Regions from separate parts of the Homo sapiens genome. Here region 2 is linked to region 1. Evidence: read pairs that join two places in POLR2A ChIA-PET (ENCODE). Cell type or tissue: Caco-2. All regions are shown on one strand. Each heading gives the region's core, and the rest is flanking DNA. Links, peaks and the distances in the headings are about the cores only.

Region 1 (5,384 bases), core at 290-5,289:
ATGTTGAAACTGAGTCCTTGATGTGTTGGTATTAAGAGGTGAGACCTTTGGGTGGTAACTAGGTGATGAGGGTGAGGCCCTTGTGAATGGGACTAGTGCCCTTATAAAAGAGGCCTAAGGAAGCCTGTTTTCTCCCTTTCTCCTTCCACCATGTAAGGACACAGGGAGAAGGTGCCACCTATGAGGAATAGGCCCTCACTAGACACCACATCTGCTGGCACCTTGATCTTTGACTTTCCAGCCTCCAAAACTGTGAGTGATAAATTTTGAGATGGAATCTTGCTCTGTTGCCCAGGCTAGAGTGCAGTGGCATTATCTTAGCTCACTGCAACCTCTGCCTCCTGGGTTCAAGTGATTCTCCTGCCTAAGCCTCCCAAGTAGCTGAGATTATTACAGGTGTGTGCCACCACGTCCGGCTAGTTTTTGAATTTTTGGTAGAGATGGGGTTTCACCACGGTGGCCAGGCTGGTCTCGAACTCCTGACCTCAGGTGATCTGCCCACATCTGCCTCCCAAAGTGCTGGGATTACAGGCATGAGCCACCGTGCCTGGCCCCAGTCTAAAGTATTTTGTTATAGCAGCCTGAACAGATTAACTTGGAAGGATAGCAAAAAGATAAATGAACAAAGGCCCTGTATAATCAATAACTAAACAAGGGGCTAAAATCCAGTCTCTATCATATTCTAATAGAAGTTTTCTGGGGAAAAAAATACCTTGAGAGATGAACCTTTAGGAGTGAAACACTTGAATGGTTTCTTGTCATCTGACAAGCCATCTTCTGGCATCTTCTGGCGTTTCTCAGCAGCTTCTGCTCTTCGCCTTTCAATCTCTTCCTTTAGCCTCCTCTTCTCTTCCTAAGAGAGAAAGAACAAATAACGAGGCATCAGTACCAGCTTCACAGCCAAAGGGAAGAGTGCTGTAGGAGAGAGAGCACAGTTGGAGAGGCAGCAGACTCAGGCCGCAGGCTGGACACTCCCCTTCTAGGTGGTCACCAGAGGTTTAGCCTGAGAGCTGGAGTCGAGCTGCCTGCATTTGCATTCTGGTGCTGCTACTTTCCAACTGCCTGACCTTGGCCATGTTATTTATCTGCTCTGTGGCTCAGTTTCTTCATCTGTAAAACAGGGATAACAATAGTACTCATTTTTTAGGGCTTTCGTGAGGGCTCAGTGAGATAGCACATGTAAAATGCTTACACCAAACTTGTCCAACCCATGGCCCAGGGGCCACATCATGCCCAGGATGGCTTTGAATGTAGCCTAACACAAATTCGTAAACTTTCTTAAAACATTATGAGACCTTTTTGTGATTTTTTTTTTTTTTGGCTCATCAGCGATCATTAGTGTTAGTGTATTTTATGTGTGGCCCAAGGCAATTCTTCTTCCAATGTGACCCAGGGAAGCCAAAAGATTGGACACCCCTGGCTTAGACTAACACTCATTATGATGATTTCCCATAGGATGATACATAATCACCACCATCCTGTGGGTCATTAACAATGACCTCACACTTCTGTATATGTAAAAGGGATATGAATATTCCTTCTACCTACATCCTAGGAGAGTTGTGAAGACAAATGAATAACTTATGTGAAAAGCTATCTAAATCTGTGGTACTATATTTGCCAGATGGTACAAGAGGTGATTTTATGGTTGCTCCCCGCTTCAAGTGAATATATAATTTTAGATGGTTTGACAAACCTGAAATGCTCTAGACGTTGAACCATGGTAGTGCAATTGCAAATGTTTACAGACTGTCTCATTAACCCCTCTGTGTCTTCATTCCTAGTCTAGAATACTCTGTCTTCTCTATCAGGGCTCTGATCAAGTTGCACAACTTGATTTTCTGAGAGATTTAATGCAGTCTTTGGTAGTTCTTAAGCTGTGAGATCATTATCACTGCATGTTCTCAAGCAGAGACTAGATGTTCATCTGTCAGAGGATGTCACAGAAGGATCCTGTGTTTGGTAGTTTAGCCCAAATAATCTCCTAGGTCCAATCCAGTTCTAAGACTTCGTGATTTCTCTTCAGCCTTTCCTGATACTCTCCTCCTCTGAATAATAATCATAATAACAATGATGGCAATAATGATACCTACTAATTTTTGAGTGCCTAGAATGTGCCAGGCACTGGGAGCACAATGATCTATTAAATTATTGGAAGAATCCTGCAAAGTAGATATTATTTCACAGATAAGGAAAAGAAGACACAGAGTAGTCCAGTTTTCCCAAGGCCCCAGCTTGTTAGTGACAGAGTTAGGATAGAAGACTGGGTGTGTTCCGAGATTGCACCACTGCATTCCTGCACTCCAGCCTGGGTGACAGAGCAAGACTATGTCTAAAAAAACAATAAAAAAAAAAAAGCCTGGGGTGTGTTTAACCCCCAAACTCTATCATCCTGATTACTTCCCATACTTCCCAACCAAAGGTCATTGGCTCATTGAAAGTTGGAGTTAAAAGAGACCTCAAAATAATGTATCCAAATTTTCCATACAGTTCAGGAAAATTTTGCATAGGATCCTTGTCAAAATGCCATTGAAAGTCTTTTTTTTTCTTCATATTTTGAATGATGGGAGATCGCTATCTCAAAAGCTCTGGGCTCTGAGTTGGAAAAGCGGGGTCTCCTTACTGATTCTACCATTTATTAGTCAAGAATCTTCAAATAAGTCACTCAAACTATTTGATTCCTGGTTTCTTTGCCCATAAAATGAGAACGATGTACCTCAGGATGAAATGAAAGAATGCACTTTGTAAACTGTAGTACTGTAAGTTGTAGTTGGTTAAACATTATTTCATATGCTGAGCCAAAATGTTCCTCCTTGTAACTCTATCTGCTGTTTTTAGCTCTGTCTTAAAAGATGAAACAAATCCATCTGTTTATAATGATGGGGCTCTTCCTGCATGTCAGGCACGGTATGGGGTCCTGGGTATACAGTAATGAACAACGCAGATACTGTCCCTGCCTCTTTATATTCTAATGTACTTACTTGCTCATTAAAAAAAAAAAAAGATTTAAAAAAATCTTCTCTATAAAAACTCTCCAACTATTAGAAAACCATAACTTCATTCTGGTAACTAATTTGCAGACCTTTCATCCTTTTCAGCTTTCTAACTTTTCCTTTTTGAGAGGCAGTAAAGGGTTTTAATGATGGGGCTCCTCCTGCATGTCAGGCAGACTCAAGGGAGACCTTGGGAAAGTTACAAACAAAAACAAAAACAAAAACAAAACCTCTCTGTGCCTCAGTTTTCTCATCTGTAAAATGGGGATTAGTACCTAGGTCAGCGAGTTCTTAGAAGCAGTGGACAAATTAATACATCTACAAGTTATAAAACAGTACCTAGCACATGGTAAGTTTATTATTCTTAAAAAAATATTTTTGAGAGCCCATGCTCAAAAGAACAGCCGCACGGCACTAGGGAATTTTCCCGGGCAACGTTCTCAGTGGGCTAGCGCCCGCCTTACCTCCTCTCTGAGTTTTCGATCGGCTTCCTCCTGCTTCCTCCTCTGCTCTTCCTCCTCCAGGACCTTCCTTCTCTCCTCCCTCTTTTTCTTGAGTTCCTCCAGCTCCAAAGCCGCCTCCTGCTGCTTCTGTTTGAGCTTCTCGAACTCTTCGCTCTCGGTCTCCCCGCGACGACGACGAAGCTCCTCCAGCCTTTTGCCGGCTTCCACCTGGGGGGCGCCCTCAGCCTCCTTGGTGTCCACGCTGGCCCTCCCTCCAGGGCGGCTGTGGTTGGGGGGCAATGGAAAGGGGTTTACATGCTTTTGCCTGTAGTCTCCCTGGAGGAAGGGGAGGTCGGTCTGCGGCTTCTGCATCCCCGACTAAATACCCACTGCCTCTCATTAGCCCAGGGGGTAGGCTGGGGAAGGGGTCTGCCCGGAATCACAGAGTCCAGGAGCCTCTGCTCTTCCACTTGTGCTTCGTTTCCTCAGCTGTAAAATGGGACAAATATGCACTGTAAAATGGGATTGTAAAGTTGTGCAGCTGCTATGGAAACAGTATGGAGGTTCCTCAAAAAATCAACAAGAGAACTACCACGTGATCCAGCAATCCCACTTCTGATACACTTCTAAAAGAATGGAAAGCAAGGTCTTGAAGAGACATTTGTATACCCGTGTTCATAGCAGCATTATTTACAAGGACCAAGAGATGGACGCAACCCAAGTGTCCATCATAGCAGGAATGGATAAATAAAAGGTGGTCTAGCCATACCATGGAATATTATTCAGCCTTAAAAAGGAAGGAGAGGCCGGGTGCAGTGGCTCACGCCTGTAATCCTAGCACTTTGGGAGGCCGAGGCGGGCGGATTGCCTGAGCTCAGGAGTTTAAGACAGCCTGGGCAACACAGTGAAACCCTGTCTCTACTAAAATACAAAAAAAAAAAAATTAGCCGGGCGTGGCGGCGTGTGCCTGTGGTCCCAGCTACTCTGGAGGCTGAGGCAGGAGAATTGCTTGAGCCCAGGAGGCAGGGGTTGCAGTGAGCCGAGATTGTGCCACTGCACTCCAGCCTGGGCAACAAAGCGAGACTCTGTCTGTAAGAAAAAAAGAGAAAAAAAAAAAAAAGGAAGGAGATCTTGTTACCTGTTACAACATGGATAAACCTTGAAGATACTATGCTAAGTGAAATAAGCCAATCACGGAAATCATACAAATATTGTGTGATTCCACTTATATGAGGGATCTAAAGTAGTCAAATTCATAGAGACAGAAATAGAACTGTAGTTACCAGAGGCAGAGGGTGGGCGGTAGCAGGAAATAAAGAGTTGCTGTTTAATGGGTGTAGTCTTTCAGTCTTGCAAGATGAAAAGAGTTTTGGAGATCTGTTGCACAACAATATGAATATGCCTCACACTACTTAACTGTACTTTTAAAAATGCTTAAGATGGTAAATTTTAGGTGATGTTTGTTTTTACCACAATTTTTAAGAAGATACATGCTACAACATGGAAAAATGGGTAAATACTATTTATTCTATTTACCTCAGTGGGTTGCATGGGCTTATGTATTATATCAGTATGATATCATACTGATATCATACTGATATACTATAATTTCTATATCATCTACAGTATAAATATTAGTTGTTATTAGAAAGGGAGGCATGTAGTCCAAAAGGTTACTTGTGAATGAGTTCAAAAGTCTTGTAGTGGCCTTACTAGTCCTTTCCCGTAAGTTACTGGTTAACTTGGGTCTGCCTGGAGTAATGGATCAGGAGGGAAGACAGAAAGGTTCAGGCGCTGGGAATGGGAAAAAGTGGCTGTAACTAAGGGTAGGCATTGAAGTAAATCCATCTGTCCACAACTGTGCCTTGAGCTTGACTCTAGCAGCTGATCTCTGGCAGACGAAATTACCCATTGCCTCTTGATTAAGAGCTAAACACAGTGATTTATG
Region 2 (5,384 bases), core at 235-5,234, 140 kb after region 1:
TCCATTGTAACATATCACCTGGTATTGAGGTTATCTGGGAGGAAATGGTGCCTACATCTAAAAATTGGAGATAATCGGCCGGGCACGGTGGCTTACGCTTGTAATCCCAGCACTTTGGGAGGCCGAGGCAGGTGGATCACCTGAGGTCAGGAGTTCAAGACCAGCCTGGCCAACATGGTGAAACCCCGTCTCTAATAAAAGTACAAAAATTAGCTGGGCATGGTGGCGGGCACCTGTAATCCCAGCTACTCAGGAGGCTGAGGCAGGAGAATTGCTTGAACTAGGGAGGCGGAGGTTGCAGTGAGCTGAGATCGCTCCACTCCAGACAACTGTGAAGAGGCAGATTGGCTTAGGTCATTTCATAACACCAGTTATTATGAGAAGTCTAGTACAGACCTCTTCTTCCTCCACCCTCTTCATGCTCCCCCATATTCCAGGGTTATTCACTGGAATGAAGGAAAATAAGCTGTTTAAGAGCCAGAACCCTACAATTCTAAGCCACTAGACTCTAGCCTGGGGGAGTGGGGTGAGGGTAGGAGCAATTTATCCTTCTTGAGTTTAGAAACTGGTCGGAGATGTAATTAAAGGCCCCCTGTAGCTAGTAATAAAAGGAAGTTTGACACAGAACAGTACTGATAGGGAAAAATAGAAATCATTTCTTCTTTATACCCCCAGTGAGTTGAGACTCCTCAATAAACCAGTCATGGTATCATGGAAAGAATGTTGCATGGTTGTGCCAATGTTTTAATAGATATAAAATCTGAGGTCTTCAGGTCTCATATTCTTCAAATCCTCAAGGAGCAATATTTCCATTTTTCCCATTACAAGACTCATTTCTATTTAAAAGGTTGAGCATGGAAAAATAGAAATTAGGACCAGGGGCTAAGTCCTCTGCCCATGATGATGCTTCTCCACTTGCATACAAACTGAGAATCTTCCTCCGACCACAGCTGTCATGTCTGAAATTACCTTCAAAGCTAAATCTCCACTAGATAATTTAATTTTCCTCAATTAATAATGCAATCTGAATGAATAAATAGGTGAAATTTGGGGGAAAAATGATGGCAATGGTTATTAAGATAGTCCAAGGCAATCTGTTTCATTTACTAGATCTACTCTTTGGGAGCCATGTTGTGACAGGAAAAACTACCAGAAAAAAATTCTCCTTTGACCACCATGTTACACTAATGGACAGATATAGAAAAATAAGTATTATAAAAATTCTAACAGGAATTTTTTTAACAGAAAAAAATTGTTGGCGAAGGATTGATAATATACACACAAGCAAACCGAGGCACTATAATTTACTGATTGCTCTCAGAGTCCAGAATTCTGAATCAATAACTTTAGACTTTTGGTCAATATGGACTAAGCAGATCCAAGAAGCATTTCTACTCTGCTTCAAATGCATAAATGTTGCAGAAAAAATAAGCAAAACATTTACAAACAACACTTAAATGAGCTTGTAAGCAAGAGAAGAACATCTCCAGGTTCCAGAATACAGAGGAAACTCAAAGACAGAGAAGTTGGCCTGAGTTAAGGGTATGATAGCATTCATTGGTAACACGGCAGAAAACTGGAACTGAGCGCCTGTGTAAAGCCACAAGCTAGAAAGGTGGCATTTCATCTACGAACACAAATGGAAACCCTCTACCCATGACAGCCTACTAATGAGGAAGCTAAACCGTGGGCTGGGGGGAGAAAAACCCCTTTTTGTGGGAGGGAATGGGAAGCAAATATGAACTATCTGCTTAGGAATTCCAGCCAAGACACTGATGTGAAACATGGCCTAGAACCAGTGAAACTGACAGGGCCTACCAAAGGCAAATGGGGAAACTATGCCATGGGGATGGCTCTGCAATGCAGGTAATGCCCTAAGACTTCTCAGAATGTTGACCCTTTGCTTACAACTCAGAGGAAGAGTTTTGGAAAATCTTCTTTGGGGCCGGGTGTGGTGGCTTACACCTGTAATCCCAGCACTTTGGGAGGCCAAGGAGGGTGGATTACTTGAGGTCATGAGTTCAAGGCCAGCCTGGCCAACATGGGGAAACCCTATCTCTACTAAAAATACAAAAATTGGCCGGGTGTGGTGGCACGTGTCTATAGTCCCAGCTACTCGGGAGGCTGAGGCAGGAGAATCACTTGAACCCAAGAGGCAGAGGTTGCAGTGAGCCGAGATCACACCACCACACTCCAGCCTGGGTAACAGAGCAAAAAGAAAATCTTTGGATAAACTTGTTCAAGAAAAAGGATCTAGAGATATGGGTATTTGGAGATTGCCATGGGAAGAAAGATAACTGGCCCATTTTCTGCCAGCCAGCACTCCTGAACCCATAGCTTTTAATCAGCTTTTTACTGCCTTGCTCCTATATATGGACAGACAGCCAAGGATCACCAGGATTCTGAGGGAAGAATGAAAGACAGAGACTAGCACAAATAATAGAAAACAGGAACACAGAGAAAACTCAGATAAGGCAGGGGCAGAAAGGCACTGAAAATATAAATGATATTTCCAGGGGCATAGAGAACTACTGTATCTATGAAAGAGGATCAGGATGTTATAAAAAGAAATGTTCAACAACAACAACAACAAAGAACCCTTAGAAATTAAAAATACTATGGCTAAAAACAATATATAGCCAAAGTTAAGGAAACTCTCAAAAATTAGAATAAGATACAGAAAAGTAGAATATAGTTAAGAAAATACAAAATCAGAGAGTTGGTTTAGGAGGTTCAAGCTCTCAATAATTCAGTGACAGAGGAGACTGTGTGTATCAGAACATGGGAAATGAGGAGAAGGAAATTATCACCAAAATTATATAAGAAAATTTCTAACTATAAGATGTGTTTTTCTGGATTGAACAGGCCCATAGTATTCAGAATGAATAAAAATCCACAAACTGTCTCATCTGGGCTTGTGGCCCCCACCCAGGAGCTGACTAAGCTCAAGAGGACAGCTTCTACTTCTATGATTTCATCTCCGACCCGACCAATCAGCACTCCCAACTCACTGGCCCCCTACCCACCAAATTACCCTTAAAAATTCCCATCCTGAGTTATCAGAAAGACTGATTTTAGCAGTAATAAAACTTTGATCTCCCCTACAGCCGGTTTTGAATGAATTACTCTTTCTCTATTGCAATTCCCCATCTTGACAAATCAGCTCTGTCTAGGAAGCGGGCAAGGAGACCCTGTTGGGAGGTTACAGTGCAGGTATGTTTGGGGAAGTTTTAGGAAAAATGATTTCCAGCCTAGAATTCTATGCCCAGCCAATAAATTAATCAAGTATGTCTTAAATCAAAGATACTAAAAACAATTAAGTTCTAAGAAATGTTGTCGTCCCTGGACGCTTGTTCAAGATGCTCTTAGATAATCTTCTTCATCAAAACAAGAGTATAAAGAAGGAGGAATAATGGGAACCAGGAAATGGAGGATTCAAATTTCAGCCCACATACAAAGGAAATTCCTTTCAGTCCTAGGAAGGAAATGCCTCAGATGACTGTGAAGTGAAGATTTAGAACAGCAAGCTGTGCACCAAACCTAGAAAATGCCAAGAAGTTTCCAGAAAAGTCTCTTTAAAGAAAAATAATTGACAAATTACCTGATGTGTTTGACTGTATTAAAAAGGGTTTGACATTCCTGTCAGATACCCTGGGGCAGGCATTAATGATAGAAAACAAACAGGTAAAAGAAACGAAGTCATTATTAAATCATGGGGGATAGTAGCAAGGAAAGTGGTAATATAGAAAGAAAATGTAATCATAGTATACTATGTGGTAAGCTATGAAGTATTCATACAATTATTATAATATTGAAAGTATGGGGAAGATGCCGTATTGAACGGGGAGATTGTATGAATGTACTAAATCCTTATCTCCAACAGTAGAAAGGTAACAAGCAATGTCTAACATTAATGAAGCCACAGTAATCAAGACAGTTTGGTATTTGCAAGAAAAGACAAATGAATCTATAGAACAGAAAAGAAGCTATAGAAATAGAACCATGCCTGGCTGGGTGTGGTGGCTCACGCCTGTAATCCCAACACTTTGGGAGGCCGAGGCGGGTGGATCACCTGAGGTCAGGAGTTTGAGACCAGCCTGGTCAACATGGCAAAACCCTGTCTCTACTAAAAATACAAAAATTAGCCAGGTGTGGTGGCCTGCACCTGTAATCCCAGCTATTCAGGAGGCTGAGGCAGGAGAATCGCTTAAACCCAGGAGGCGAAGGTTGCAGCGAGCCGAGATTGTGCCACTGCACTCCAGCCTGGGTGACACAGTGAGACTGTCTCAAAAAAAAAAAAAAAAAAATTAGACCCACACCTATGCAGGAGATGAATGATTTTCAACAAGGAGTCAATACAATTCATAAAGACAAGGTTTTTTGACAGATTGTTCTGGAACAATTGGATAAATGAATGGGAAAAATGAAACTCAACTGCTATCTGACACCATACACAAATACTCATTCTACATGGACCACAGATCTAAACATAAAAACAAAAACTAAAAGTTTTTTTTAAATAGAAGATCCTTGCAACCTAGATAGAGTATGCAAATATTTCTTAAAGAGAAAAGAAAAAGAACTAGCCATAAAATTTTAAAGAATGATAAATGGGATTTCATTAAAATATAAAACTTTTGTTTATCAAAATACAGCATCAAGGAAATGAAAAGGTGAGCCACTGACTGGGAGAAAATATGTATTAATATAATACATATATCTGACTTGTATCCAGAAAGTATAATGAGCTCCTACAAAATAATAATAAACAGTTTAATTTAAAGATTGGGCAAGAAACGTGAATAAATCCTTCATAGAAGATATACATATGTTCAATAAGAACAAAAAATATGCCGAATATCATTTGTCATTAGACAAATGCAAAATAAGACCACAATGAGATACCACTAAACAACTACTAGAATTGTTTAAATTAGAAAGACTGACTACTCCAAATGTTGTTAAAGATAGGGAGCCACTGGAATGCTAATTTATTGCTTGTAAGTGTTAAAAACAGCATCACCGCAGTGAACAGTTTGGCAATTTCTTGTAAAGACAAACATGTACATTAGACTCAGCAATTCCACTTCTCAGTTTTAGCCAAAAGAAATAAAAACTTGTGTTTACACACACAAACACGGAAAAAGGTACTTGAATCTTACACAGATGGTCCTTGACTTACGAAGATTTGACTTTACAACAGTATGGAACTGTTGCAATTTCAGTGTACTTCAAATTTCAGATTTTGATCTTTTCTCTGGCTAGTGATATGCAGTACATAAGATTCAACATTTTATTATAAAATAGGCTTTGTGTTAGATAATTTAGCCCAACTGTGCTCTGAGCACATTTAAGGTAAGCTAGGATAAGCTGTGATGTTTCAG

The links. ChIA-PET counts read pairs that join two places held together with the same protein. Peaks named below come from ENCODE experiments on the same cell type or tissue, not always from the same donor. Only the 100,000 strongest peaks of a DNase experiment are listed, where the experiment ranks them.
Region 2: POLR2A ChIA-PET joins it to region 1 with 6 read pairs; 2 of 35 experiments call an interaction of 5 or more read pairs at or near these places.

The regions. Positions count from the first base shown.
Region 1 is chr7:134,945,843-134,951,226 of GRCh38, reverse strand. It overlaps CALD1 (caldesmon 1), which reads right to left. Exons shown (of 15, transcript NM_033138.4): 8 at 3,458-3,719; 9 at 713-853. Among named protein-coding and RNA genes, the nearest start is that of AGBL3, 38 kb to the left of the region's middle. In Caco-2, for the core only: no CTCF peak of the experiment used is centred there; DNase peaks (open chromatin) are centred at 2,276 and 5,221.
Region 2 is chr7:134,802,620-134,808,003 of GRCh38, reverse strand. All of the region lies in intron 1 of CALD1 (caldesmon 1), which reads right to left. The region is part of intron 1 of LOC124901750 (a long non-coding RNA gene); the gene reads left to right. Among named protein-coding and RNA genes, the nearest start is that of CALD1, 26 kb to the right of the region's middle. In Caco-2, for the core only: no CTCF peak of the experiment used is centred there; no DNase peak of the experiment used is centred there.